2 separate regions of the Homo sapiens genome follow, and region 2 is linked to region 1. A link is an interaction called in ENCODE POLR2A ChIA-PET data of the cell type or tissue named here. Cell type or tissue: Caco-2. All regions are shown on one strand. Links, peaks and the distances in the headings refer to the core of each region. The heading gives the core; the rest is flanking DNA.

The links. ChIA-PET counts read pairs that join two places held together with the same protein. Peaks named below come from ENCODE experiments on the same cell type or tissue, not always from the same donor. Only the 100,000 strongest peaks of a DNase experiment are listed, where the experiment ranks them.
Region 2: POLR2A ChIA-PET joins it to region 1 with 9 read pairs; 6 of 35 experiments call an interaction of 5 or more read pairs at or near these places.

Annotation. Positions count from the first base shown.
Region 1 is chr10:122,093,941-122,108,937 of GRCh38, reverse strand. The region is part of intron 5 of TACC2 (transforming acidic coiled-coil containing protein 2); the gene reads right to left. Among named protein-coding and RNA genes, the nearest start is that of TACC2, 110 kb to the right of the region's middle. In Caco-2, for the core only: no CTCF peak of the experiment used is centred there; DNase peaks (open chromatin) are centred at 6,170 and 6,927.
Region 2 is chr10:122,163,842-122,177,320 of GRCh38, reverse strand. The region is part of intron 7 of TACC2 (transforming acidic coiled-coil containing protein 2); the gene reads right to left. Among named protein-coding and RNA genes, the nearest start is that of BTBD16, 100 kb to the left of the region's middle. RefSeq lists enhancers at 2,890-3,461, 4,610-5,183. In Caco-2, for the core only: no CTCF peak of the experiment used is centred there; a DNase peak (open chromatin) is centred at 11,886.

The sequences.
Region 1 (14,997 bases), core at 5,388-7,887:
CGTGGTGAAACCCCATCTCTACTAAAAATACAAAAAATTAGCCAGGCGTGGTGGCGCGTGCCTATAATCGCAGCTACTCGGGAGGCTGAGGTAGGAGAATCACTTGAACCCGGGAGGCAGAGGCTGCAGTGAGCCGGGATCGCACCATTGCACTCCAGCCTGGTGACGCAGCGAGACTCAAGAAAAGAAAAAAAGAAGACCGGGCGATGGCTCACACCTGTAATCCCAGCACTTTGGGAGGCCGAAGCAGGTGGATCATGAGTCAAGAGATTGAGAACATCCTGGCCAACATGGTGAAACCTCGTCTCTACTAAACATACAAAAATTAGCTGGGCATGGTGGCACGTGCCTGTAATCCCAGCTACTCAGGAGGCTGAGGTAGGAGAATCACTTGAACCTGGGAGGCAGAGGTTGCAGTGAGCCAAGATCGCACCATTGCACTCCACCCTGGGTGACAAGACTAGAACTCCATCTCAAAAAAAAAAAAAAAAAAAAGAAAATATGACATACACATATATATATACACACACACACATAGAGAGAGAGAGAAAGAGAGAGCGCGCGCGCATGGAATACTACTCAGCCATAAAAAGGAATAAAATAATGGCATTTGCAGCAACATGGATGGAATTGGAGACCATTATTCTAAGTGAAGTAACTCAGAAATGAAAAACAAAACATTGTATGTTCTCATTCATAAGTGGGAGCTAAGCTATGTGGACACAAAGGCATAAGAATTATATAATTGGCCGGGCACAGTGGCTCACGCCTGTAATCTCAGCACTTTGGGAGGCTGAGGCGGGTGGATCACGAGGTCAGGAGATCGAGACCATCCTGGCTAACATGGTGAAACCCCATCTCTACTAAAAATACAAAAAATTAGCCGGGCGTGGTGGTGGGTGCCTGTAGTCCCAGCTACTCGGGAGGCTGAGGAGGGAGAATGGCGTGAACCCAGGAGGCGGAGCTTGCAGTGAGCCAAGATCGCACCACTGCACTCCAGTCTGGGCAACAGTGAGACTCCGTCTCAAAAAAAAAAAAAGAAAAAAGAAAAAAAAAATATATATATATATATATAATGGACTTTGGGGTCTTGGGGGAAAGGGTGGGAGGGGGGTGAGGGATATAGACTACACACTGGGTACGGTGTACACTGCTTAGGTGGCAGGGGCACCAAAATCTCAGAAATCACCACTAAAGAACTTATGCATGTAACCAAACACCACCTGCTCCCCAAAAACCTATTGAAATATATATATATATATGTTTTAAAAAAGAAATGTGCATTCTAGCAAGCATATTTTAAATAATTCTTTTTTAAAAAATTATTATTATTATTTTGTTTGTTTGAGACAGAATCTTCTCATTTTCTCACCCAGGGTGGAGTGCAACAGTGTGATCTGGGCTCACTGCAACCTCCGCCTCCCAGGTTCAAGCGATTCTCCTTTCTCAGCCTCCCAAGTAGCTGGGATTACAGGCACCTGACACCACACCTGGCTAATTTTTGTATTTTTAGTAGAGACGGGGTTTCACCATGTTGGCCAGGCTGGTCTCGAACTCCTGACCTCAAGTGATCCACCTGCCTCGGCCTCCCAAAGTGCTGGGATTAGACGTGTGACCTCAAGTGATCCACGCGCCTCGGCCTCCCAAAGTGCTGGGATTAGAAGCATGAGCCACCGCACCCAGCCTGTAGATAATTCTGATGGAGATGCTTTTCAGAGCACACTTGGAGAAATTGAATCGAAGTTTTATGGCCAGCATTATTGGTTGCTTTCAAAACTGCTGTTCTTCCTCCTTGTTTCCTTACTTTTGTTTAAATAATTGGGTTAGGCATGGTCCTGTTACACACCCTTGGCCAATGAAACAGAAGAGAAAATCAGCAGGCCTTCTGGAGATAGTTTTCTCACTCTTTGGAAGAGACACAAGACAGCATGGCTCCTGACCATCAGGGGTCTTCCTGCCTCTTGACATTGTCATGCGAGGGCGCAGTGCCTGGAGCTGCTGCAGCCAGCTTGAAACGATGAGGGGAGCATCTGGCCACACACTGAATGTGGGTAGAGAGGAAAATGAAAAGGGCCTGGGTCTTTCCTCAATGATGTCGCTGAACTAATGAATTACACAACCTTGGACTTCCTGCTGGTGCAATGATAAACCTATGATTGTTGAAGCTTTCTTGTATTGGGTGGTCTGTTACTTGTAGCCAAAAGCATCTTCAAAGGGCTGTCAACTGTGGTGCTGAGAAGCACTCATATGGTAGATACTAAACCTAAGGCTTCAGAAAGGAATGAAAGACCACAAAGCACATCATCATTTGCCAAAGGAGTCCTGCAGAATACAAAAGGCAAATCAGTGCCTAGGAAGTAACTGTGGCCCTGTCCACCAAATAATGCTTTGCTATGCATTTGCAGCTTCCTTTAAAATTATGTTGTAGCAACAATACTTTGCTTTTGCTGAGAAGTGGAAAGCCACATAGAAATGAGAAGCCAGGCTAGAAACCTGTGCTCAATTTGCCTGACACAGAAATAACCATTAATGGTTCAAATACCCACCAGCATCTGCAATCACCCTCTGAGTGCCCATATGGAACTGAAAAAATGTGAAATTAGCCCAAATGCTCATCAATCAGTAAGTGGATAAAAATGTTTAAGACAGGGGCCGGGCGCGGTGGCTCACACCTGTAATCCCAGCACTTTGGGAGGCTGAGGTAGGCAGATCACCTGAGGTCAGGAGTTGGAGACCAACCTGGCGAACATGGCAAAACCCCGTCTCTACTAAAAATACAAAAATTAGCCAGGCATGGTGGTGGACGCCTGTAAACCCAGCCACTGGGGAGGCTGAGGCAGGAGAATCGCTTGAACCCAGGAGGCGGAGGCTGCAGTGAGCCGAAATCACACCACTGTACTCCAGCCTGGGCAACAAGAGCGAGACCCCATCTCAAAAAAAAAAAAAAAATGTATATGTATATACATACACACACACACACACACACACACACAGAGAGAGAAAATGTTTATGACAGGCCAGGCGCAGTGGCTCACGCCTGTAATCCCAGCACTTTGGGAGGCTGCGGCGGGCAGATCACCTGAGGTGAGGAGTTCGAGACCAACCTGGCCAACGTGGTGAAACCCCATCTCTACTAAAAATAAAAAAAAATTAGCCAGGTGTGGTGGTGGGCACCTGTAATCCCAGCTACTTGGGAGGCTGGGGCAGGAAAATCGCTCGAACCCGGGAAGCAGAGGTTGCAGTGAGCTGAGATTGTGCCATTGCACTCCAGCCTGGGTGAGAAGAGCAAGACTCCATCTCAAAAAAAAAAAAAGTGTTTAAGACAGGACGCTACGTGGAAAGACAGGCACATGCTGGAGAGGCAAGAAGCAGGAATACGGAACCAAAACACCAGCAGACACCAGGTACAGTCAGAGTTCAGAGCAGGAAGAACCTGAGGTTATGATGTATATTAGGGAAAGTAACTTCAGGAGGCTGAAGGAAACCTCCATTCCATCGAATGGCTCACTTCTGCCCCACTGGATCAAGGGCCTCTCCCCTGATCACTTCCCCCTCCATCCCAGACTGCCAATGCCCAATTTCATCCCTTATCAATCCTGGGAAATGAGGCCAGAGACTGGAAGCATCCAAGGCTGGCTGGGTAACTGACAGGCAATATGTGATGCGGAAGGTCAGAGGCCAAACACTCCCCAGACACAGAGCATACTGGTTCCTTGCTGGGAGCTGGGAGTCTAAATCAAAGTTCATACATCTGATTTGTTGATGGGCATCCAAAGAGAAGCTTCGGAATGCTGGCGCCCTGAGTGACAGCACACTATCTTCACAGAATCACGGAGCGTCCTGTTAGGGGCACCCATGCATGCCAGACAGCATGAACTTCCCTAGACTAAAGGAGTTTCATCTAGTTATTCAAAGTCACTTATCAAGTGCTGCTACATCCTGGCCCTGTGCAAAGCACTAGGGTTAAAAAGTGAGATGCAACATGGTTCTTATGCTTACGTCTATCATCAGATAACGATGGCTACCACATGACAGGGATGGGAAAGGAATATTTTAACCAGCGTTGGAAGAGGTAAGGGGAGATGTTCCAGAAGAGGGAATAGTTAAGCTGAGTTTTAGAGGATAAGTCAGTGTTACCACGTTAGGATTTCTCAGATTAGAGTATTTCAATAGTTATGCATTTACATATTAGGAAAAAGATGCCATGAGCACACCAACTCATAACTTCACAGACATTGACTAGTAACACAACGAAATAAAAAATGAAAGCTGAGCCTGGTGGCTCACTCCTGTAATCCCGGCACTTTGGGAGGCCAAGGCAGGAGGATCAGTTGGAGTCAGGAGTTCGAGCCCAGCTGGGCCAATATGGTGAAACCCTGTCTCTACTAAAGATACAAAAAAATTAGCTGGGCGTGGTGGCAAGCGCCTGTAATCACAGCTACTCAGGAGGTTGAGGCAGGAGAATCACTTGAACCTGGGAGGCGGAGGTTGCAATGAGACAAGATCGCACCACTGCACTCCAGCCTGGGTGACAGAGCAAGACTTCGTCTCAAAAGAAAAAAAAAATCATAAAATAAAAATGAAGCCATTTTTAATAAGTAAGTAGATAGAAAGATAGTAAGTAGATAATAACACAAGTAGTGTACAGAGATGGTAAATGTCATGAATGTGGCCCATGAATGATTGACACTGGTGAAACATTGAGCTGAAAAAAGAAGAGGACATGGACCAGAAGAGAGAGAGAATATTCTAGGCAGTAAGAATTGACTCTCCAATGCCTTCTAATAAGGAAGTATATGATTAAGTCATTCATCAAGTATTTATTAAGACCTACATTTTGTTAGGTACTTCTAGGAGCTGCAGAAACAGCAGTGAAAAGACAACATCCTTGCCTTCATAGACAATGCCTTCTAGATAAGGACAAAAGGCCATATTCATTAAATACCAAATAGAGGCAAAGTCACTTAGGGCCATGAGCTGTTTTAGTCTTATAATGCCTGTGTACTGTCTCTTGAAACAGAGCATGGTCTCCATGAGGTCAGGAAACCAAGCCTTCCTGCAGTGCTCACCAGGCAGCTGGTCGGCTGGGCCTCCACTAGGTTGACCCCAGTCCAGTGCTCATCGTCCTCCATCCTTCCTCTCTCCTGCAAGACAAGACCCCCGCCTCCAGGCCAGCCTCCCTCAGCTCTACAGCTCAGGACCACCTTGCCCCATGACGCTCTTCTTCTCCCACAGGACAGTATCTCAGGGATTCACTCAAACACCAAGAATTCAAACTGAAAGGGTATGTGGGGCCTAGAAGATGACCCCATCATCTGCCAGCTTTGAAGAGTGGCAAAATGCCATCCACATGCCAACTTGCAGTGTGCCTCCCCCACTTAATAACTGGTAAAAGAACACCAAAAAGGTAATTTAAAAGCTTTTCTAAAATAACCACAATAATATTATGCACCATTTGTGAGCACTGGTCACAAAGATGGCCCTCTGCTAAGTGGCTCCCATCTCTTCTCTGCCTTAATTCTCTTAATGAGCCTATGCAGCAGGTACTGCTGTTGTCCTTAGCTGGCAATGGAGGAAGCAGGCTTTGAGTGGTGAACTCACCCGGAGGCCACACTGAGCAGTGCCACGGTTCATACATAGGCTCTGTGTGTGCAGAACTCAAACTCCTAACCAGTCTACAGTGACCACAGCTAAACTGTGGGTTATTTCTTATATACTCTAGACATGTCAGGAGGGGAATATGACATGAGGAACCCAGCCATATCATAGGAATTCAGCCCTCACACTCATAAGATCCATTTCACTGGTGAACTCTGAGGAACTTTCCTTCTTTCTTTCTTTTTTTTTCTTTTTCCTAGAAGGAATAGTGCTTTAGTCTTCTGAGCTAAGTCCTCACATTCCATGATGGGCTGTACAAGCAGCAAGATACATTCCTGAACTGCAACCCAGCAAAACTTGGTTACAGGGCGAGGAGGCATATTTGTAGAAGGGATTCAAGCCTCCTAAAAATTCAGCCATTACCTCCACCCATGCTAAGAGGAAATGTCAGCCTGAACCCAAAATATACACAAGGAAATGTGTGGGGGCAGCTCTGCACACGGCTCTCAGCCTCAGCCAGAATTTCTAGATGTGGCCTCGGCATTTTCCCTGAGGGCACACAGAGCCCAGTTCACACAAGCCAGGTCTGCACTGCTCGGACAGACGTGTGTTCCATGAGCCAAAGTGCTGACGGCTGGTCTCACAAGCCAAATGTACCTGGCCAGGCTCTCCCAGGGGCCAGTGTGCTCCTGCACTTGAACTTGGCCTAGTCCCAATTTAAAATAAGCCTTCGACTAAATAGGAAGCAATGCCCTGCCTGCTGTACCTTCTCTGGCAGAAAAACAACTTTCTCTAGGAGACAGTCAGATGTCCAAGTGACATCAGGGCAAAGGTGAAAAATAAACTATTTGATGGATCAGCCGCAGTAGTGTGAGGGTTTGGCAGGGCCAGGAGTGAGGCGCGGTTACGGGGTTCAGTTCAGCCTATGCAGTGGGCTTGATGATGTAGATGTCTTATGCTGCAACAAAGAAGCATCTGAGAGCCGAGTTGGTTTGATCTGCTTCTGCAGGCCTTAGGCCAGCTGTTCCGTGTTGTGTAGAAATACCTGGCGAACTTTGAAAATGTACTACCCCCAGGCTACACCCGCATATCCATTAAACCGGAAGCTCTGGGGGTGGCATCTAGGCATCAATATTTTTTTTAAGCTCTGTGGGAGTTTTCAGTGTGCAGCCAATGTTGAGAAGAGTGCCCCAGACCCCTTGCTACTTAAAGGGTGGCCCATAAACTGCCCAAACCGACGGGTGAAGCGTCACACAGTACCTTGTAGTAGGCAATACCGTCTAGGTCTGCGTAAGCACACTTTATGATGTTTGCACAATGATGAAATCGCCCAACAATGCATTTCACAGAGCAGCTCCCCATCATTAAGCAATGCATGACTGTAAAGATTCCAACTCAGCAGGCCTCGGGTAAGCACCTGAGACTCTGCCTTTTTCTTTTTTCTTTTTTTTAAAAAAAGGATGGGGTTGGCTGGGTGTGGTAGCTCACGCCTGTAATCCCAGCACTTCGGGAGGCCAAGGCAGGCAGATCACAAGGTCAGGAGATCGAGACCATCCTGGCTAACACGGTGAAACTCCATCTCTACTAAAAATACAAAAAAAAAAAAAAAAAAAAAAGCTGGGCATGGTGGCAGGCACCTGTAGTCCCAGCTACTTGGGAGCCTGAGGCAGGAGAATGGCATGAACCCAGGAGGCGGAGCTTGCAGTGAGCCGAGATCACACCACTGCACTCCAGCCTGGGCGACAGAGCAAGATTCTGTCTCAAAAAAAAAAAAAAAAAAAAAAAAAAGATGGGGTTTTGCCATGTTGCCCAGGCTGGTCTCGAACTCCTGAACTCAAGTGATCCTCCAGCCTTGGCCTCCCAAAGTGCTGGATTATAGGTGTGAGCCACCCTGCCCAGCTAAACACAATCATTCTACAAACATTTGTTGAGGGGCTACTATGTGCAGCCCACTGTGCTAAGGACTGGGGACCAGGCACAGTCCCTGCCATTGCAGGGGACTCCTTCCAATAGTGATAGATGTTCCTTGGGTGATACATGTGCCAGCTCTGGTCAAGCATTTCCAGTGCACTATTTCACTGAATCCTCATGAGGTAAGTATTAATTTTATACTCATTTTGCAGGTGAGGAAACTGAGACCTCATGAGACTAATATGACAAATGTCCTACAATGAATAAGCAGCAGATTTGAACCCAGATCTGTCCAGCTCAAAACACCCAATCTCTTCTGCAAATGAGAAAATCTGATTCACCAAACTGTAATACACTTGCCCCTGTCTTAAAATTATTGTCAGGCTACAGAAAGGAACCTCGCTACTCTGGTGGGAGGTAGGGGTACTCCTGGGGAGTGGAAGGGTCGGGAAGGCTTCACAGAACAACGTTTGTCTGAGCCTCTTGAACCAGAATGTGGTCCCATCACAGGCTACAAGTAGAGGGAGGGGCAAGGCAGGCAGAGGGGTCACCCAGAGACATGGGCACATGGGTCTGGCCAACATCTCTCAGCCACACTGGAGTTCCTGCCTCTTATGTCTTTACAGTCTGGGCCTGCTTCTGCACTTACACCTTTCTCCACATTTTTATACCAAAGGAAAAGGGGTTAAGAAGAGAAGACAACAGTCGGGCGCTATAGCTCATGCCTGTAATCCCAGCACTTTGGGAGGCTGAGGCGGGCAGATCACTTGAGGTCAGGAGTTCGAAACCAGCCTGGCCCACATGGTGAAACCCCGTCTGTACTAACAATACAAAACAGTTAGTCAGGTGTGGTGGTGCGTGCCTGTAATCCCAGACACTTGGGAGGATGAGGCAGGAGAGCTGCTTGAACCCAGGAGGTGGAGGTTGCAGTGAGCTAAGATCGGGCCACTGCACTCCAGCCTGGCCAACACAGCAAGACTCCATCTCAAAAAAAAAAAAAAAGGAAGAGAAGACACAAAATGGCCTTTGTTAGACCTTAGAGCCAGTGGCTTTTCAGGACCTTTCCTTCTCAGAAAGGAGCAGGGAAGAGTTACAGCTTTCCTCTTAGACTCAGTCACAGTCCCCAAATGCAGAATGCAAAGAGAGTTTCTTTTTTTTTTTTTTTGAGACAGAGTCTCGCTCTGTTGCCCAGGCTGGAGTGCAATGGCACGATCTCGGCTCACTGCAAGCTCCGCCTCCCAAGTTCAAACGATTCTCCTGTCTCAGCCTCCCGAGCAGCAGGGACTACAGGCGCACGCCACCACGCTTGGCTAATTTTGTATTTTTAGTAGAGACGGAGTTTCGCCTTGTTGGCCAGGCTGGTCTCAAACTCCTGACCTCAGGTGATCCTCCTGCCTTGGCCTCCCAAAGTGCTGGGATTACAGGCGTCAGCCACTGTGCCCAGCCCCAAAGAGTTTCTGAAAGCAAAAGTGTCACCCCAGGAGAGGCAATTTTCTACATTCCATTTTTACAGAATCCTCTCCATTGAAGATAAAATATGAACTAAATGAGAGGTATACACAACACTTCAACAGAAGCCTGGTAGTTCCTAACACATAAGCTTCCCATCTTCTTGAAAAAACAAAACTAAACCCTGCAGTGATCATTAAGTCGTTTTATCTCCCACAAATTTATAGCCCACTTGTAAAGAAACAGAGTTAAGCTGAGTTAAGCTGTAGCCTCTGTGCTTTGTGGCCCTGGCTTTCCTTTGCTTGGCTGACAGCATTTGCAGGAGGGTTGCCGAAAAACCACCAGCAAAAGCCAGTTGGGCCAGTGCTTGCAGCTTCTTTAATTCACCACAATTTGGGAAGTATGTGGATGCTGCTGGGGAGGACAGACTCAGATTAGAGTTCAACAGGAGAACGTTCTGCTGAAACTGGAGTTTTATCTCCTTCCAGCTGAGTGTGTCAGAAGGAGACTATGAATGACTATGAATGCCCAAGCCAGGCATGAGGTGGTACCTCATCTCAAAGGTGAGCTTCGCTGCTACCCAGCCTCAGGTGCCAGAGGAGCATCTGCCCAGCCATCCTTCATAGGTGGCCTGGAAAGGCAGTCTGGTCTGGGGTTGAGACTTAAGCCCAGGCTCGGCACTCACACTCTGCTCCAAATTCTCAGTCTGCCAACTCTGGCCATGTGTATGTTTCAATACCAGCTGCTTCGTCACTTGCCAGGAACAGTCTACTCCTCCAGCTATTATGTTATGGCGTCTGGCAGGCAGGGCCAGATGACTTTTCACCCTGCCCTTTCCTCTAGGGGTTTGGAATGGGCTCACAGCTCAAAATATCATGCCAAAATTGTCGAGGCGGTTTGTCCCATGAGATGTGCTCAGCACAGCCAGGCTCACCACACAGGCGTACTCCCACCCACTAATGTTAGCTTGCAGCCTCTCTGCAGCCGCTCCTGGCAAGAGGTTAACCCCAAAGCCCTAGATTCCACAAGGAAGGGAATGCATTCCCCACGGGTGCCAGATGGCTCCACTTCGCATCCTATACAATATTGCAACACGGAGAGCCACCCCCATTGGGAGGCTGAGGCTACAGGACGAGAAGAAGCATTAGAGGGTAGTGGCACATTCCAACAAATCCAGGCCAGATGTACGTGAACTCTATGAGCCCGTGTGTAAAAACACAGGTACCTACCATTAATCTACCTTAAGAATAGTCTTATCATCATTTAAGTGATGATGGTAATATTAATGATAGTAGCAATAAAAACAGTAACCTCTGGTACCTCAGTGCTTACTGCATGCCAGGTGGGCACTTTGCTAAGCTTTTCACACGTTATTTTTTACATAACTCTCTGTGGTGGACCCTAGCATTATACACATCTTTCAGGCAAGAAACTTAGGGTGGCTAAGGAACTTGCTCGAGGGTAAAGAGTCTAATAGCAGAGCCGTGAGTTAGACGCAGCCACCTGCCTCCAAAGTGCTGTCTGACCTCGTTTTTCAGGACAGGAACCCTCAGACTCACCTGATAGCTAGTTGTGTTGAATTATGTAGCAAACACGTATGCAGCGCCTAAGGTGCCTCATGCAAGGTATCAGGTGCTGGGTAACCAAGAGCCATGCCCTGCAAATCTAACATTCTCCAAGAAACAAGATCATAGCTTATTCTCTTAGCCAGAGGCCAAGACCAGCTCTCTATCAAAATGGCCACAAACATATCCATGCAAACATTTCTAGAAAGACAACCTAGGATCATGATGTCCAACTTCCTGATCCTACAGGGTACATAGCGAGCAGACAGGAGCCCGTGAACAGCTGACTCCTCACGTGTGTGCTGGGCCCTGGGCTGGGAGTCAACAAACCACATCTGTCACTCACCTGCCCCACATCAACCTACCTACCTACCCACCTAACCATTTACCCCAAACCTCTTTCTAGCAGAGGAGCGTGTACCCAGCGTGTCCTGAAAGCCCATCTCAGCTCTTCCCCGGTGAGAGAGCCCTCGGCTTCTCCTTCCAAGTGCCTGGCTTGGGTGCACATTTGCTGGGTGGCTGCTGAGCTGGCTGTGGGGATGGAGTTGCCCAGAAGCCCCCCTGCAGCTCAGGGACCTTGTCCACGAAGTCTCCACTGCAAGCTGACTTTGTGTCGGGTGTGCCGTGTCTCATCTCATCTTCTCCCCACTGTAACCCTCCTTTACCCCCAGGAGACATTGTCAGCCCCATTTACCTGCAAAGAAGCTGAGGCTTGGGGCAGTCCTAATAGCACCCAGCATCACCCCTCCAGTGGGAGCCAGGATTTAAACTCCGGCCGCCTACCAACCCTAGCCTCCAGCTTGATCTCATCCTCAGCCTCATTTCTCCTCCCTCCTACTCCCAGGGCCCTCCCCGTCCCCTGGGGCCACTTCAGAGCCCCGCTCTTCTCCCACCGAGTGTACTCCTGGCCTGAAAACTGAGTGCTGACCCAAATCCACTGTGCATTGGGGTCCTTGCTAGGCGCACCCTGCCCTCTCTCGGGACATAGACTCCCTTCCCCTGAGTTTCTTCTTCTTTCTTCTTTTCTCCTCCTTCTCCTCCTCCAACTCTTCTTCTTTTTCTTCTTCCTCCTTTTCTTTGAGACAGTACCTCACTCTGTCACCCAGGCTGTACCCAGGAGTACAGTGGTATGACCTTGGCTCACTGCAGCCTCGACCTCCTGGGCTCAAGCGATCCTCCCACCTCAGCCTCCTGAATAGCTGGGACCACAGGCATGTACCACCACACCACGCTAATTTTTCTTTTTCTTTTTGTAGAGATGGAGTCTCACTATGTTGCCCAAGCTGGTCTCTAACTCCTGGGCTCAAGCAATCCTCCCACCTCAGCCTCTCAAAGTGCTGAGATTATAGGCATGAGCCACCGTGCCCAGCAACCAGGCAAGTTTTTATTCCTAAACACCCTCGGCCAGGCTTGCAAAAGGAAAGGGCATTAAGAGCATCAGTAACTAGACCTGTTCCAGTGCCTTCCCTGGAAAAAGAAACACTTTCACAGTCTACATCTGAGTCATCAGGCTGCTAAAATATTTAACACTGGACTAACAGGCATTAAGAAAGCAGAGAAGAAAGAAGGGGCTGAGATGCTGTAAGCTGGGGCCTGTTCCTCATCCTGCCAGGTTTTCGGGACAAGAACAGTGCAGAGACATCAGTGGAAAAACCACATGTCTGCCCATTTGGGCTCCCTCCCAGTCTGGTGAGGGGCAGTCTTTTTTTTTTTTTTTTTGAGACGGAGTTTTGCTCTGTCGCCCAGGCTGGAGTGCAATGGCGCGATCTCAGTTCACTGCAACCTCTGCCTCCTGGGTTCAGGTGATTCTCCCACCTCAGCCTCCTGTGTAGCTGGGATTATAGGCATGCACCACCCTGCCCAGCGAATTTTGTATTTTTAGTAGAGACAGGGTTTTACCATGTTGGTCAGGCTGGTCTTGAGCTCCTGACCTCAGATGATCCACCAGCCTCGGCCTCCCAAAGTGCTGGGATTATAGGCGTGAGCCACCGCGCCTGGCCGGTAAGGGGCACTCTTGTAGGTGTGGCCACCGGGGGGTTTGTGGGCAGGGAGGGTTTGCCACAAGCGCTGCTGTCAGGAGCCAGTTCATGGGGCCATCCAGGGCTTCTTACAATGCCAGCTCAGATACGGGTGCGCAGGCCTGGATGTGAGGTCACATAGGTGAAGCCAAGCCCCCAGGTGCAATGGGAGGCCTCCTTGGGTGCAGGAAAGACACCTCCTGCTGATCCGCATTACTGGGCAGATGTGCCACGAACACACCTCAGCCTCCATTCTAGAGACACAACCACTTGGTCTCCCCACTTACAGAGCCAGCCAGCGGGAGGAAGGGGCGCCTAATACTCACCGAGCACCAGCAGGTGCTTGAGAAATGTCCAGGGCCTCACACACAGAGCCTCACCACACCCACTGGCTCTGATGGCAAGGATTAGCCTCTGACGTAATGCAAAGACACAGTGGCTTCCAGTTGGGTTGTCCTGTGTGGAAGCCACAGCCCCATGTGGGTATTTCACTATAAATTTCAATTAGTTGAAATTAAACAAAATTAACAATTTGGTTCCTTAGTGGCACCAGCCTCATTTCAAGTGCTCGCTAGCAGCCTGTGGCCAGCAGCGACTGTATTGGAGAGTGGAGACACAGGACATTCCCACCACTGAAGAACCGTCGGTGGACAGCGTTGCTGTAGGGAACAGGGCGCCTCCCCAGGACTCCACCTGGCTAGTAAGAGAATGATCAGCGTTCTGAACGTAGATCTGATGTCTGAAAAGCCTTGAGGTTCTAGTTCTAGTTCCAACTCTTATTAGCTTTTTGACCTTGACCAAGCCATGTCACCATTGGGAGCCTCCATTTCCTCATCTGGAAAAGGGGTACACAAACAGCACCCACCTACAGGTTGAGGTGAGAAAGAACCACGATGCTGCAGTGTGGAAGTACATTGGCCCAGAGTGGGGAATAAATGAAAGGAACTTATACAGAGCACTTGTGGCAGGTGCTCTCAATAAAGTGGCTCATTTAATTTTAACAGCGCTGTAAGGGAGTACTATTTGCTCCATTTTACGGGTGAGTCAAATGCCCCGCAAGGCGATGGCCCCAGGATCACAGAGCTAGAACCTGAGCCCTGTCAACTCTTGAGGCCTGTGCTTGTCACACCCTAGACCTCAGAATCATATGGTCTTTTCTCAAAAGCCTAGAAGCAGAATTGGGGTGGCTGGCATTGGTGAAAGGAAGATCCCCATCCCCCTCCTAAGGAGGGTCCCCAGTTCAGCACAGGCATCTGGGGGGAAACTTGCCATCAGGGGCCAAAACCCAGGTCTGTCTCTGCAGCTAGTTAGCCCCCTAGTCCTGTCCCCATTCTGAGACTCAGTTTCCTCCTCCATAAAGTGGTGGGGGGGAGCTCAATAAGAATGCCCCCACATTTCCTTGCAGCTCTCACCAGCTAGAGTGTAAAATATTCATCTCTCAAACATTGCTGCTGAAACAAAACCCAAACCCAGGTCAAACACAGTGGCTTCTACCGGTGGCCATAATGAGAAGTTCTCAGAGAGGAGCAAGTCAGCTTGGAGACATTCAATTTGGGAAATCATCACCTTGATCTGAATGAAACTGGCCCTTGACTTTGAAGTGGCAGTGAGCGGCTCTTCCATGCTGTGGGTTCAAGTGCAGCATGAACAGGGGACAAGCGGCAGAGAGGCTCCCAAGCTCTGGAGAGCCAGAAGCCAAGGTGGTGGCATGCCTGTCCCAGCCACCTGAAGACAGTGAATCCAGCCCCTGCCACCAAGGAGGCAGCCGCCCTTTGTGCAGATGCTTCATGAACCCACTTTCAAAGGGATTTAGAGGGTCGGGCATGGTGGCTCATGCCTATAATAATCCCAGTGCTTTAGGAGGCCAAGGTGGGAGGATTGTTTGAGGCTGGGAGTTCGAGACCAGCCTGGACAACATAGTGAGACGCCATCTCTACAAAAAAGTTGAAAATTAGCTAGGTGTAGTGGCGCGCACCTGCAGTCTCAGCTACTTGGGAGGCACGGAGGCTGGAGAGTTGCTTGACCCCAGGAATTGGAGGTTAGAGTGAGCTATAATCTCACCAAGTCACTCCATCCTAAGAGACAAAACAAGACCTTATCTCTAAAATAAATAAATAAAGATACTTGAAGCTTTTCCAAATGACAGATTCACCTCTCAGGAAATTCATTTTACTTATGAAACACAGATGCTTCATTTTACTTATGAAACACATAAAGGCTGCATTTCCAAAGGCTCCTTGACTTTGGTATATGATTGTTTATAGTGACTGAAGCTATTGATAAGAACACAATTTGTAAAGGCTTTAGTTTCCTAAGTACTTTTGATTCTGTGATCTCATTTCACATAAGGAGCTCCTTGTGGGCCAAGCAGGGTTCGTGGAGCCCCCAGCTTGACAGACAGAAACAGGCTCAGAGACGTGGAAGGGCTGGAGACAGACGCTCATCCAGTTTCTGCG
Region 2 (13,479 bases), core at 10,922-13,421, 63 kb before region 1:
CCAGCCTCCCTCCACTGCTCCTTCCAAAATGAGAATGCTTTATCTGAAATTCTTAAATTCCTACTGCCCTCCTTTTCTGTGTTGGGGCTCGGGACAATACCACCCCAAAATGCAACTGTAGGAGGCCAGAATATACCACCCCAAACTATACTTGTCATATTTGGGGCTGGTTATTCTGAGAAACTGCAGACACAGGAGTGGCTCTGAAAAGCTGCCCTTTTGTAAAACACAATGATATCCATCAAGAAAATCTACATTAGTAAAGTATCTCTATCAGGACTGGGGCTGCTCCAGGCAACTGTGATGTACCAAGAGATTTTATGGGCATAACAAGACCACATTTACTCACCCTACACTTCCTCCCCTCACTCTTCCATAACTTGTCTCCACCACCCACCAGAAGCCCCAGGTCCCTATTCCTTTCTGTGGCTCAGGGGGCTATATAAGCTTCCCTCTTCGGACCCTTCTTTTGAGTCTCATATTTTGTGGGACTCCCAGGCATATACACATAATTACTGTGTTTTTTCTCCTGTTAATCTATTTTATGTCCATTTAATTTGTAGCCCAGCCAAAGAACCTAGGTGGGTGGAGGAAGCCAGTTTTCCATCTCCCACATTTGCTGACTTGCTGTGACTAATCTCATTCAAATTCTGGCTTTCTAGGGCCACATCAGGCCTTTCAGCAGCTTGAATCTGCATGGTTATCTACAAGGCCACACATTCTACAGAGAAAAAAAAATCTATATTTGTCTACACATACAATGGGATACTAAGTAAAATGCTACGACTCTTGATGAGCTATGAGCACCAGCATGAGTCCCCTAGTCCCTCACAGAACAAGAGCCAGCCTATTCCCAACAACTCCCCTGTGGGAGCCTCTGATGCACAAAACCACTGTCCAACCGAGGGCGCAAGAGTCAAAGTTCTTTATTGACCAGGGAGGACCTGAAGGGAGAATTTCAGGAATGCCAATTTCCAAACAATCCTAAATGACAAAGCCAGCCTCCTACTTCTAAGAATAAGGACCCATATATTAAAAGAGCCAGACCTCTGAGTTTACAAATGTGAAAACTCAGAATGAAAGCCATCTTGAGTGGTACCCAATCTTCATCTGCAGCCACCATTCTACTTTGGCCTTTTCTATCTTACAACTTGACTACTCCAATTTCATCTTCATATATATATATATATATATATATATATAGAGAGAGAGAGAGAGAGAGAGAGAGAGAGAGAGAGAGAGAGAGAAGGTTTTGCTCTGTTGTTCAGGTTAGAGTGCAGTGGTGCAAACACGACTCACTGCAGCCTCAACTCCTGGGTTCAAGCGATCCTCCCACCTCAGCCTCCCAAGCAACTGGGACTATAGGCGTGCACCACCGCACCCAGCTAATTTTTGTACTTTTTGAAACAGGGTTTTGCCATGTTGCCATGCTGGCCATGTTGCACAGGCTGGTCTCTAACTCCTGAGCTCAAGCAATCCACCTGCCTCAGCCTCCTGAAGTGCTGGGATTACAAGCGTTGAGCTATTGTACCCGGCCCATTTTCTAATATTTTTGACCAATAAAATATTATCTCTGGATAGTGAGAAGATATTTCCCTGGTCCCTGAGTTGTAGACAATTCAGACAGTCTCCAGGAAAGTCCGTACCTGGTCACCCCTACACCTTCGGTTCCTTTCCTCTCACAGGCATTTAAGCTCTGAATTTTTGAAAGCATAGTCACATTTGAAGAAGTGGAAGAAAAACAGTATCCAGAAAAATAAAAATTCACATAATTTTGAGCCTACATCGAGAAATGCAATATGTGAACCCAAGGAGTGAGCACAAAGAACAGAAACTGCATTCTGGACAGAACGGGGTCTGGGCAGGTTTGTTTCTGAGGATTAGCACGGGAATGAAGGGGTTTCCTTGTTGTTACAAACAGTTCAGGAGTGATAACTAATGTATCCTTTCCCATATTAACCAATGTATCCTTTCCCACATTAACTAATGTATCCTTTTCCACAATGCATCAGTGTTTCAGTGTTTTTCTTCACCAAGAATTATGCTGTATTTAAAATACAAAGCCAGGCCAGGTGCAGTGACTCATGCCTGTAATCCCAGCACTTTGGGAGGCCAAGGCAGGAGAATTGCTTGACCTCTGGAGTTAGAGACCAGCCTGGGCAACATGGCAGAAACCTCATCTCTATAAAAAATACAAAAATTAGCCAGGGGTGTCCCAGCTACTAGGGAGGCTGAGATGGGAGGATCATCTGAGCCTGGGGAGGTTGAAGCAGCAGTGAGCCATGACTGTGCCACTGCACTCCAGCCTGGGCAACAGAATAAGACCCTATCTCAAAATAAGTAAATAAAATTTAAAAATAAATGAAACCCACAGTGATCGCCTTTTCATGGGGAATCTGAAATAAAGCCAAATTCATAGAAGCAGAGAGTAGAATGCTGTTTACCAGAGGCTGGGACATGGGGGAGAGATGTTGGTCAAAGGCACAAAACTTCAGTCAGCTAAGAGAAATTAGTTCAACTACTGGTTAGTTCAACAGTTAGATCTATTGTACAACTTAGTGACTCTATCTAGTCAATAACAATGTGCTATATACTTGAAAATTGGTAACAGAGTAGATTTTAAGTGTATTCTACACACACAAAAAGGAGGGGAGGTAATACATTAATTAGCTTGATTTAGCCATTCTACAATGGAATTTTTATTTCTCAATTTAAAAAAAAACAGGAGCATAGTGTTTCACGAACGTTTTATGCACCAATTCTTCTCCTGGTTCCCTAAACGCTTTATGCATTCTCTTTCTTACCTACAGAATTCTTTAGCAACAGAGAGGGAGACACGGGTGGGAGGTTAATTCCATTTCACCGACATCATAAATGAGGCCCTGAATGCCAGTCTTCTCAAGCCCATGGAGTGAGTGGGCACTGTCATGTGCCCAGAAACCTAGGGCAGGTCTGCGCTGAGCCAGTGCCATTGCCCACTAGCTATTTTTCTGGGAGGTATTGCCAAAGCGTTGCACTGTTCTTAACAGCAGAGATCGCTGGCTAAGGCTGATCTGGGCAGGCTCTATCTTGGGAGTGCTGGCTGAGTTTACCAGGCACACCCTCAGCCCCTAGGCCACCTGTCTTGTTGGTCCAGGTAAAATATGCAGGTCACAGATATGGACTGATAGTTGCACCCAGTGGAAAAACAAAGAGGAAATGGAGAAACTACAATCAGGACAAAGAACCCTTGGACAGTCCACCGAGCCCTGTGGCATGACCAGGACAAAAGGGACAGTCCCATCCCACAAAGGGAGAGAGGAGGCGGGCAGAAGAGCTCCGCTGGCCGCAGCCTAGGCTTGGCTTGGCTCAGCCCAGCCCAGCCTAGCCCACTTCCCTGTCTATGGGAGCAGGTGGCTGCTGGCCCCAGGTCATGGAGCCTGGAACGTGCATGGGGCTGGAGGGTAAGAGCTGTGCCCCCAGAGAGGGGCTGGCTTTCATGGTGTGTGCTCCATAGCAGGCTCAGCCATGCTCTTCCCTTATCTGTTACCAGAAAGGCTGGGCAGGAAGGACATGAAGAAGGAAGACCTCTGGCTCCTGAAGTCCTGCTTCCCCTCATCTCGCAGGGCAGGCAAAGGACCACCTTCCACAGACATGTTTTCCTTTCTTGCCTGGTGCTCTTCCCCACTGACCCCAGGGCCATCAGCAGCAGGGCTCCTGGGAACACAGTGCCACATATGACCACACTCCTCCAGCCTCTTGCCTCTTCTGTGTCTCGTGTCACTTCTCTTAGGCTGTGCCCTGGCACGTAAAGATGCTCGTGACAAGTGCCAGATCTGGAAGTTGCCCAGGAGCAGGTTGCCTCCCACAGCCTCCCCAGTTAGGGCAGGAGACTGATCTGAGCTGTTAAGGGGCATTCGTGGGCCAAGCCAAAGCCCAGGGCGTGGAGCCCCGCTCTCTTTTCAGACCCCAGCCTGGCTCTGGGTCACTGAGGCTGGGGCACAAACTTCCCCAGCAGCTGGAAGCCAGTATGTCTGCCAAGGAGGTTGCAGAGAGGATGAGGCAGCCCCAGGAAGCCACAGGAGTAAGTCAGCTGTTCTAGATCAAAGGTGATTCTAAAACCCAAAAACTCTGATGCTTTGGACTTTTTGGGGTTGTCTGGGGTGAGGAGGGCACATTTCTCTAAAGCCATCCTAGCAATTACCCCTGTAGGAATCTCACCTGTCAGGCACAGGCGATATATGCCCTCTTTTCTCTAAGTCAGTTTGAATTGGTTTTTTTCTACTTGCAACCAAAGGTACCCAAGCTGAGGCCACAGGCAAAACCTGTCTGAGGATGTTCTGGGTACAGCTCTGCCCAGAAACACCTCTTTAGGCCCCAGGCTCCTGGTCACAAGCCTTCGCCTGCTCACACAAACTCCGCTAGTCACAGGTTTGGGGGTCCAAACTCAGCGCTCTCACACACAGGCCAGAATGCCAAAGGGACAGCCTGCCCCTCACCCCCTGCCCTCCCCGTCTGCTCTTGCTCACCCTCTGTGCACTCCTGGCTCTTCCTCCTCCCACAAGAGCCTGGTGCTGTGAGGGATGCTCCTCACTCCCCCAGCAGCCCTGCGCCCCAGGACGGCGTCTTAGGGCCATTCATGAAAGGCAATGGGCAGTCACAGGATCCTCTTCTGAAAGAGGCTCAGCTGGGAAGTTCCATGCAGGATCTAAATGTGCGCAGATGTTTTCCCTAAAGTAAAGTTAATAAAGCCAACCTCTCCCGCCTTCTTCCTGGAGGGAAAATACTTCCAGACCACTGTAGGCGCCTCCCTTTAACGCAGAACAATGAACAATGTGCAGCTTCCACCAGGGGCCTGGATAAGTGGCACAGAGGAGTCACCGTGAGAGGCTGGAGCCCCTTGGAATGTGGGCTGCTTCTCAAGTACAGAGACCCAGATCTGAGCCCCAGGAAGGGTGGTGCTGGCACAGGACTGCTGCAGCAAACTCAGCTCCTCCTGGGTGGGCAGCAACAACAGGCTGTGCCCTCCCCTGCCTGATTCTGTCACCCAGCAGTAGACGGAAAGCAGCCCAGGTATTTTCTAAATGTCAAGCTTCAACCTAGACCAATAGCCTGCTGTAACCACGAGTCAAAACATAAAATTAAGGCCCCAGGAGTCATGGGTCATATCCCTGCAGCCTTGAGTACAATCTAGCTCATCTCTAGGGCTCCACATTTAGGCTTGGATGGTTTTAACTCAGGCCAGTCTCAACAGGTGTCAGGTACCGAGAGCCCACATGTTTGTCCAACCACCTCTGGGCTTGCTGGTCCTCAGGAGGGGTCAGCTTTCTCTGAAGATGGCTACAGCTATTTTCCACTTGGGCTGAACACAGTAAACACCCACCTTCCTTGGAACTGACCTCTAGAACATCCCCAAGGAGATGTATGGAGACAGAAAAGAAAAAAATACTTCAGAGCAAAGACACAAGGCTAATAAGACTCATGGAAGGGCCTGGCCAAGGGCCCAAGGAGGCTCATTTTTATTCCCAAATTAACCATCCATTGCATTTCCTCATGGGACAAAGAATTTGCAATCTAAGCTGTTTCACCACGTGGGAAGAGGCCTCTGATTTGAGTTTACCAAATGATACGTCCACCTACAAACATTTTCTTTTAGCACATTGAAAGTTAAAGGGAAAAGATTAAAATGACTACCTGACTTATTTTGAATAATGACTAGCCGGAAAGGCCTAAGTCATATTTCACAAATGAAGTGCTGGGGGATTTAAACCCTCTGTTATTTCTAAAATCCTGATGTTTCCAGTTCTAACATCCGCAGACTCTGGAACTCCACAAACACCTTGGAGTAAGTGAAGCTGGAATGTTGATGGTAAACTTGGCCCAGCAGCTGGCCTGAGTTCTCGGCCCCATAAGGACACAGAGCCACTGTGACTGCCTGTCAGTAGGGCTCCGGGAAACCCTGAGCAGAGGGGCCACCCCACCCTACCTCCACCCCCCTACCTCGGCCCCCACTGCTCTGCCCAGAGCCCAAGGCTTCTGTTTTAGGCATGAAGAGCTGCATCCATCCACTTCCATTTAAGGAGAAAGCAGACGAAAAGGCAAAAGCAGAAACTCAGAGGAAACAAGTCCTTCTGAATAAGGAGGCAGACAGGTACAAAACCTGCGGGGAGGCCCACCACCCCCACCGGATTTATTGCACAGCCATGGGGTGCACTGTACAAAAGACCCACCTTCCTTTTTAAAAGGCCCACTGCTTTCCTTTGTAAGGGCTAAGAATGCAGGAACAAAGGAAATCTATTGCTCACGGCCCCTAATCTACTGCTCACAGCCACACACCAGCCTCCTCACAAGCCCTGCAGTGCTTGCAGCAGACTCCTGGTCTACCCAGCCAGCAACTTCCTTGGGTGGAAGGAGATAAAGACAGGAAAAAAGAGACCAGCCAAGGGACGGAGCAGAAGATGCCCGCTGAGGGGAGTGGATGGAGTGTGCTAAGTCTCTGAGGCTGGACGGTGTTGTGTGTTCAAAGAACTGACAGGCGACCAGATCCTGGTGAACATCAGGCGAGGGGAGGAGCGGCGGGAGCCAGGTGGCAGGGCCTGGAGGCGCTAGCAAGGGATTTGGATTTTAGACTAAAAGCAATGGGAAGCAGATACAGGTTTTAACCATGGAAGTCCAATGACATGGACCGTTCTAGAAAGAAGAGAGGTGAGGGAAAAGTGAAGATAAGACTTGATTATCATGGTCAGGCACAGTGGCTCACGCCTGTGATCCCAGCACTTCGGGAGGCTGAGGCAGGCATACCATTTGAGGTCAGGAGTTCGAGACCAGCCTGGCCAACATGATGAAACCCCGTCTCTACTGAAAATACAAAATTAAAACCCCGTCTCTACTAAAAATACAAAAATTAGCTGGGCACAGTGGCGTGCACCTGTATTTCCAGCTACTTGGGAGGCTGAGGCAGGAGAATCGCTTGAACCCAGGAGACGGAGGCTGCAATGTGGCCCAGATCATGCCACTTCACTCCAGCCTGGGGGGCAGAGTGAGACTCCACCTCAAAAAAAAAAAAAAAAAAAAAAAAGACTTGATCATCAGGTTTCTGGTTTGAGCACCTGGGTGAATAAGGTCCCAGGTGTTGAGATGAGGAAGATGGGGGTGGGGCTGGGTTCGTTTGAATGCACATTTGTTTTTGTTTTAAGAGGAAGATGGTCATCAGAGTTCTACGTTGGACATGTTGAGCCTGAGCTATCCAGGAGAAATCCAAGAGGAGATATGAAGTAAACTATTGAATTAAGGCTGGGCACAGAGGCTCATGCCTGTAATCCTAGCATTTTGGGAGGCCAAGGCGGGAGAATCACTTGAGCCCAGGAGCTCAAGACCAGCTTGGGCAATATAGGGAGGCCCTGTCTTTACAAAAAATTTAAAAATTAGCCAGGCATGGTGGCGTGCACCCGTATTCCCAGCTACTCGGGAGGCTGAGGCAGGAGGATCACTTGAGCCTGGGAGATGAAGGCTGCAGTGAGCCATGATTGTGCCACTGTGCTCCAGTCTGGGTGACAGAGCGAGACCCTGTCTCAAAAAAAAGGAAAATTACAGTGCTCAGATGAGAGGGAAGGCTATAAATTGGGGCATTATCGGCACATATTATTTAAGTCCATGAGCATAAATGAGATGTCTTAGAGAGAGAGAACAGAAAACAAAGATTGCCCAGGCCAAAGGGGACATAAGTCTGAGCCCTGTACCAATCATCCGTATAACCAGGAATCAGCAAACTACAACCTGCAGTCTGTTTTTACAACTAAAACTCTACTGGAACATGGATTTACATGTTGTCTCTGGCTGCTTTTGAACTGTAACAGCAGAGATGCTGCACAAAGACGGAATGGCCCAGAAAGCCTAAAATATGTACTATGAGGTCTTTTACAGAAAGTTTACTGCTCCCTTAATTTAAACCATCCAGAGGACTCAGTTTCCTTATCTATAGAAGTCACCCACCTTGCAGGATTAAGGGATATAATTATTTCTATAATGAAAAAAACCTAGCACACAGACATGGTACACAAGAGTTTCTGCTGAATCTGAGCCTGCTCAGTGGGCTTTTCACTCCTGGCTTCAACACTGCAGCATCCAGCTGTTTCCATATTTGGCAATGGCGTTTAAACAGCACACACCTGCACTCCAGAAACAACTGCTAAAGTGAATTTGTAAATATAAACAGAAATGTCATCTGAGCTACTGCTTCCAACACAGGATAGATGTGTGTGAGCAGTTCTGACTCAGTCAGTTCTTTGTGGCCAACCAGTCTCCCCTAAACCCCTGTCCAACCTGAAACAAAGCATCAGTCCATGAACAATTGGTTTTCACAGAACAATTGCTTACAATGCCTAAGTCCTCACCATTAATCTTAAAGGGAAGAAACAGAATTGTTCAGCATCACTTGCTTACCCCAGAACACTGCCCTAGCTTGGGTAATCCATCTGCAAGAACAGCCAATCATGTTTCAGAATAAAGTTGTTTCCTAGGCAACCAAAAATCTAGCCACAGAAACAGGCTGTAGACAGTGGAAAGAAACACAGGGATGGGAATGGGAGGGTCGATGGAAGAGCAACCCAGAATCCACTGACCTTGATCTGATGTTCACCTGCAGTGCCACACTCAATCAGTATCCAAGTCCTAGCTGTTCACCCCATCCTCGACAGGGTACCCTGTCCCAGGGCCCTAGCATGGCATGGCCCCTTGGATGATTGGTAGCTACCTGGAGGACCTCGGAATATATTTGCCTTCAGCCCACCTAAGAGAAAGCCTCCAGGCAAGTCCCCCAGAGAAGATAGTGAAGGCCCAGGACCCTTATGAACACAGGCACAGGGCCACGCTGGTGATATCTAGGAATAATGGCAGGGAAAAATGCACCCAAGCTTCCTTTGGGAATCAATCTCCCCCTCCCACTCTACAGATAATGTTGCAGCTTATTCTATTTTAGGGGAGAAAAAACTCTATTGTGTCCAACAGTAATATCCAAAGTAAAATCTCCGTCCAGGAACTCAGAAACTGGCTGCAACTCACATTAGGAATGCTGTCGTTTAAGCTAAAGCATTTAGCCAAGGGCTGCCCCAAGAAACAAAGCCTTGAAAAAGATCTATGGCTGGGTGCGCTGGCTCATGCCTGTGATCCCAACACTTCGGGAGGCTGAAGCAGATGGCTCACTTGAGCCCAGGAGTTAGAGACCAGCCTGGGCCACATAGCAAGGCCCCTGTCTCTACAAAAAATTATTTAAAAAAAAAAAAAAAAAAAAAAGCTGGGCATGGTGATGTGTACCTATAGTCCCAGCTACTTGAGAGGATGAGGTAGGAAAATCCCTTGAGTCCGGAAGGTGGAGGCTGCAGTGAGCTGTGATCACACTGTTACATATGAGCCTGCGCAACAGAGTGAAACACTGTCTCAAAAAAAAAGAAAGAAAAAGAAAAAGATCTAATGAGAGCTAAAGAAAGAGTCCTGCTTAGAGCCCCAGCGACCGTTTCTGGCCTTCTGAGTGACTGAGAGGCTGGCAATTTCAGGCATAGGGCATTTCCACTTTTGCAGTTTTCTGGCACTTACGTCTTCTCAAGAGTCTTTGCAGATGTGGCATCTCACCTCTGAAAAACCCTGCGAGGCAGGAGGGGCAGGATCAGAGTCATCGGATTTTCTCTACAGCTCCCAAAGAAAAGGTCAGGAACCACATAAGGGAAGGGACCAGAACCCCACTTCTAACCACAGATGTGTGGAGAGCTCCAATCTCTCTACCTACTGCGGTGGTACCCGAGATCCTTCTTTTGCCTGGCCTCTCTCCAGCTACATCTGATCCCACCCACTTCTGAAATCTCAGCCAACTCATCAACTTCCCCGAACTAGCTCCCAATCCAGTTTTCTTGTCTGTCTTGGCCAATGCCACTTCTTTCTCTTAGTTACCAGGGTATGAAACTTCCATTTTGTACTTGCCACTGTCTCTTCTCTTCCCTCCCCCATCTCATCAATCACAGAGCCTGTTGCTTCCTCCTCCATCGCTTCTCTCCCATCCACCCTGGCCCCTCTACTTCGATCCACAGGTCTACAGAGTATGGGTTTCCATATTTGTGATTTGTTTTTTAGAGCCAAGGGCACGTGCTCACTTTGAGAGTAGGGCAACAGTCGGGGCAGGCCGACTTTGCCAACAGAACCACCGCTTTTGCTCTCTGATAATGGCCCCCTGGGTGGTTTTCAGTGGCCAGGGTGTGGGGATTTGGTGGAAGCTGAGGGAACCCCTGAAACGGGGGTCTCCAACTACATAAAGGACAAAGTACTTAATGCTGCCCCACTTAGCAGAAGCCACACCACATGGGGCTGCCACAGAATCAAGGGATGAACAGCAGGTCTGATCAATAGCTGCAGCCCACATTTACTCAAGTACTTCCTGTCCATTCCTGTGTCTCCTACCATCCATACTGAGAAATAAGTGTTTTCTGTGGGAGAATTCTCCCTCCCCTTGCTACTCATATTCTATTTAGAAACAAATGGTCACTATTGCTACAAGAACTTCTTTGCCAGATAGGAAAGGAGCAGTCAGAGAAGTGGCCAGCTGTTTCTCATGGACAGGATGGAGGGAAGACTGAACCAGCTCATGGCTTCTCAAATTTTGAGATGCCTACAAATCACCTGGGCATCTTTACAAGTCCCTGGATGAAATGGAGATTCTGATTCAGCTGGTCTGGGGTGAGGTCTGAGGCTCTGCGTTTCTAGCAAGCCCCTTTGGGAAGCTGATGCTGTCATGTGTGGCCGACCCTGGGAGTAGCAAGAGACTGGTCACCATTTGCACCTTCATCCTCAGGCTTCAATCCCCAGTCCCATGGGACTTCTGCTACTCCAATCTTGATGCCTGAGTTCTCAAAAGGGGAGATACAAAAGTCGCTCCCTCCCTAGCCCAATGCACTCCTGCATAGAATGAAGCTGTCAGCTGGAGCTACAAAAGCTGCCCAAAGGCACCCCAAACCTGCAATTGGAAGGAAAGAAATCTTAAAACTAAAAAATTTAAATTAAAAAAAAATCCTTCAGTCACTTCCAAATCCTCTATCTTTTGATTTCACTCTTACACCATGGCCCTCCTTAAGCCAGTCTTTCACAGGGAACCAGCAGAGAAAAAGGGAAACATTCACTCTAGATTCCGGTTGTCAGGAGCTGTCCCCCGCGGCAGGTGCGCACCCTGTGTTTGTCACCATCCCTGCAGCCCTGACGGCATCATCTTACAATGCAACCTCTTTCCTGCCATGGGCCCCACACTCTGTTGCTGTCTTGTGTATTATTCACGTGCATGCATTTTTAGCTGCATGGAAATACTACCAAGAAAGACCTGTGCCTGGGCAGAAAAGAGGCACTCTCCGAATATATATTTTTAAAACCTCTAGACTGGGAAAGAGCACATCTGCACTAGAAAAATAAGCCCCAGTTATTCAGAGAGCAGAGACGGGTTTTGAAGAGGACAGATGCTAGCAATGGCACTGGCCCCAAATATTTCCTCTCTCTCCATTTTTTTAGAACAAAAATGTTACGGGATGGAGGGTGGGATTTTGTGAATGAGTGAATATACTATCGTAAAGATCTATATTTAGAGACATTTCAGAGGCAGCAGTTCTAGGGAGAGAAGCCTCAGGCGGGGGCATATGGACCAACTCAACTGTGAAAATATTTGATAAACAGCTTCCATCACAATGTGGCCATTCAGCCTGAAATTTTATTTAAACACCACTATCCCAGTGGGCAGAACCTTAAGGGACCTTATCCAAAAAGGCACAGCTACCTAACAGAAGCTATCTAAACTCGGCCCTCAGCTGACGGAACACTGATCATTTATTAACTCAGCTGAAAAAGAGGGCGGGGACGTTAGGGACCGGCGAGCTGAATTTCCAATGACTGAGGAGCACATTTTCCCAAACGTACAGTCACATTGTCCTTTCTGTTTCCTAAGCTCTTCACTAGATAGGTCTGAGCCGTGAGAGTTGGCCAGTGCCTGTCACTGATTAACTCAATTCCACTATAGGGACTTGCAAAAAATAGGTTAAAGTGGTTCTTTTCTGCCTAGACTCGAGTTGTATTTCCATGCACCTAGCAACACTACACGTGCATGAGAAACAAGGCAGGCACAGCACAAGGATCATAACATTTAAAAAGAAAATCCTCAAACGCGATGTGCCTCCATTGTAAGACGATGCTTTCTCAAGCTACAGGGGTGAAGACAAATGATGGGTGCACACCTGCTCGGAAGAATGACTCCCTGCTAAAGAGCTGGAGCCCAGAAAACCACGAGGCTCAGCCTAGCATTACATCACTACGCCGAGCCAGCTCCTCACTGAAGCCCAGGGGTCGAGGGACCAGTGAGGAAGTACCCCCCGGGGCCCCATCCCTCCTACAACACACAGATCAATCCCCACCATCTTTTAATCTACACATCCATGACTCTTAAGAACCCACTTTACTACCCCTACCCCCAAGTCCCCAGAAAATACTCTTCTCTGAAACATAGTCTTCTCTCTGGAAAAGTGGGGGCAGGTGAGGCTGGGAGGTCCACTTTGGATACAAGCCTGAGTTGCTGAAATGCGACCCGGCCGGCAGACCCATTCAATACGCCCCATCGTCCAAACATGCCTGGGTAGGTAATGGAGACGACCATAACAGAAACGTGAATTCTAATAAACACTCGGCCAGGATAAAGGCCACTTCTGAGCACGTTAGCTCTGTGGTTGAGAGAAAAGATCGGATTCCTGGATCGATGCACAGTCAAGCACTGCCTCCACCAATGACAGGACGGTTCGGCCCTTTACTAATAATAGCAAGCGGCCTTGTCCTCGAGTGTTCACCAGAGTATGTGGATGATGCTTAGGCTAACTAGACGGAACGTCCACCAGAGCGCACCACGCCATCTGCCCAGCCACAAGCGCAGCTGCCCGGAAACTGGGCTGTCGCCCCGGGCACGGAGCTGCCACGCTCATGGGTTCTTCCTAGGAGGAGGCAGTCGCTGATGCCTGGCTGTTCCCTTGCAGGAAATACCACTGTGCCGGGGGTGCAGAGGAAAGATGCTGACGGCAGGAGAAGCCCCCCAGCCATGCACCCACTGCTGAGCGACCAAAACTGAATTCCAGGGAATCGTTTCTGCCCACAGCAGTAACTTGGGGCTACCAGATGCTCCTCCCAGAGCAGCCCCAGGTAAAGCTTTCCAAGGCTGCGAAGAACCCCAGGCCAGCCTGGGCTCCAGGTTGCACAGGCATTAGGAAAGGCGACACTAACAAAGCCCGGGCATCCTCTCCTCCTCCCCGGGAGACTCGGGGCGGCCCGGGCGGAGCACTTACATTGCCTCGGAAGCCTCCAGGTTCAGGTCGCTGGCTGGGGCTGGCTGCAGGGACTGCGACCCTCCCATCCTCGCTGTGCCCTGGCGTGCAAGCTAGCCGCGAGCGGGGCCAGCGTCCTGGCGCGATTCCTGCAGCCGGGAGCCGGGGCGAG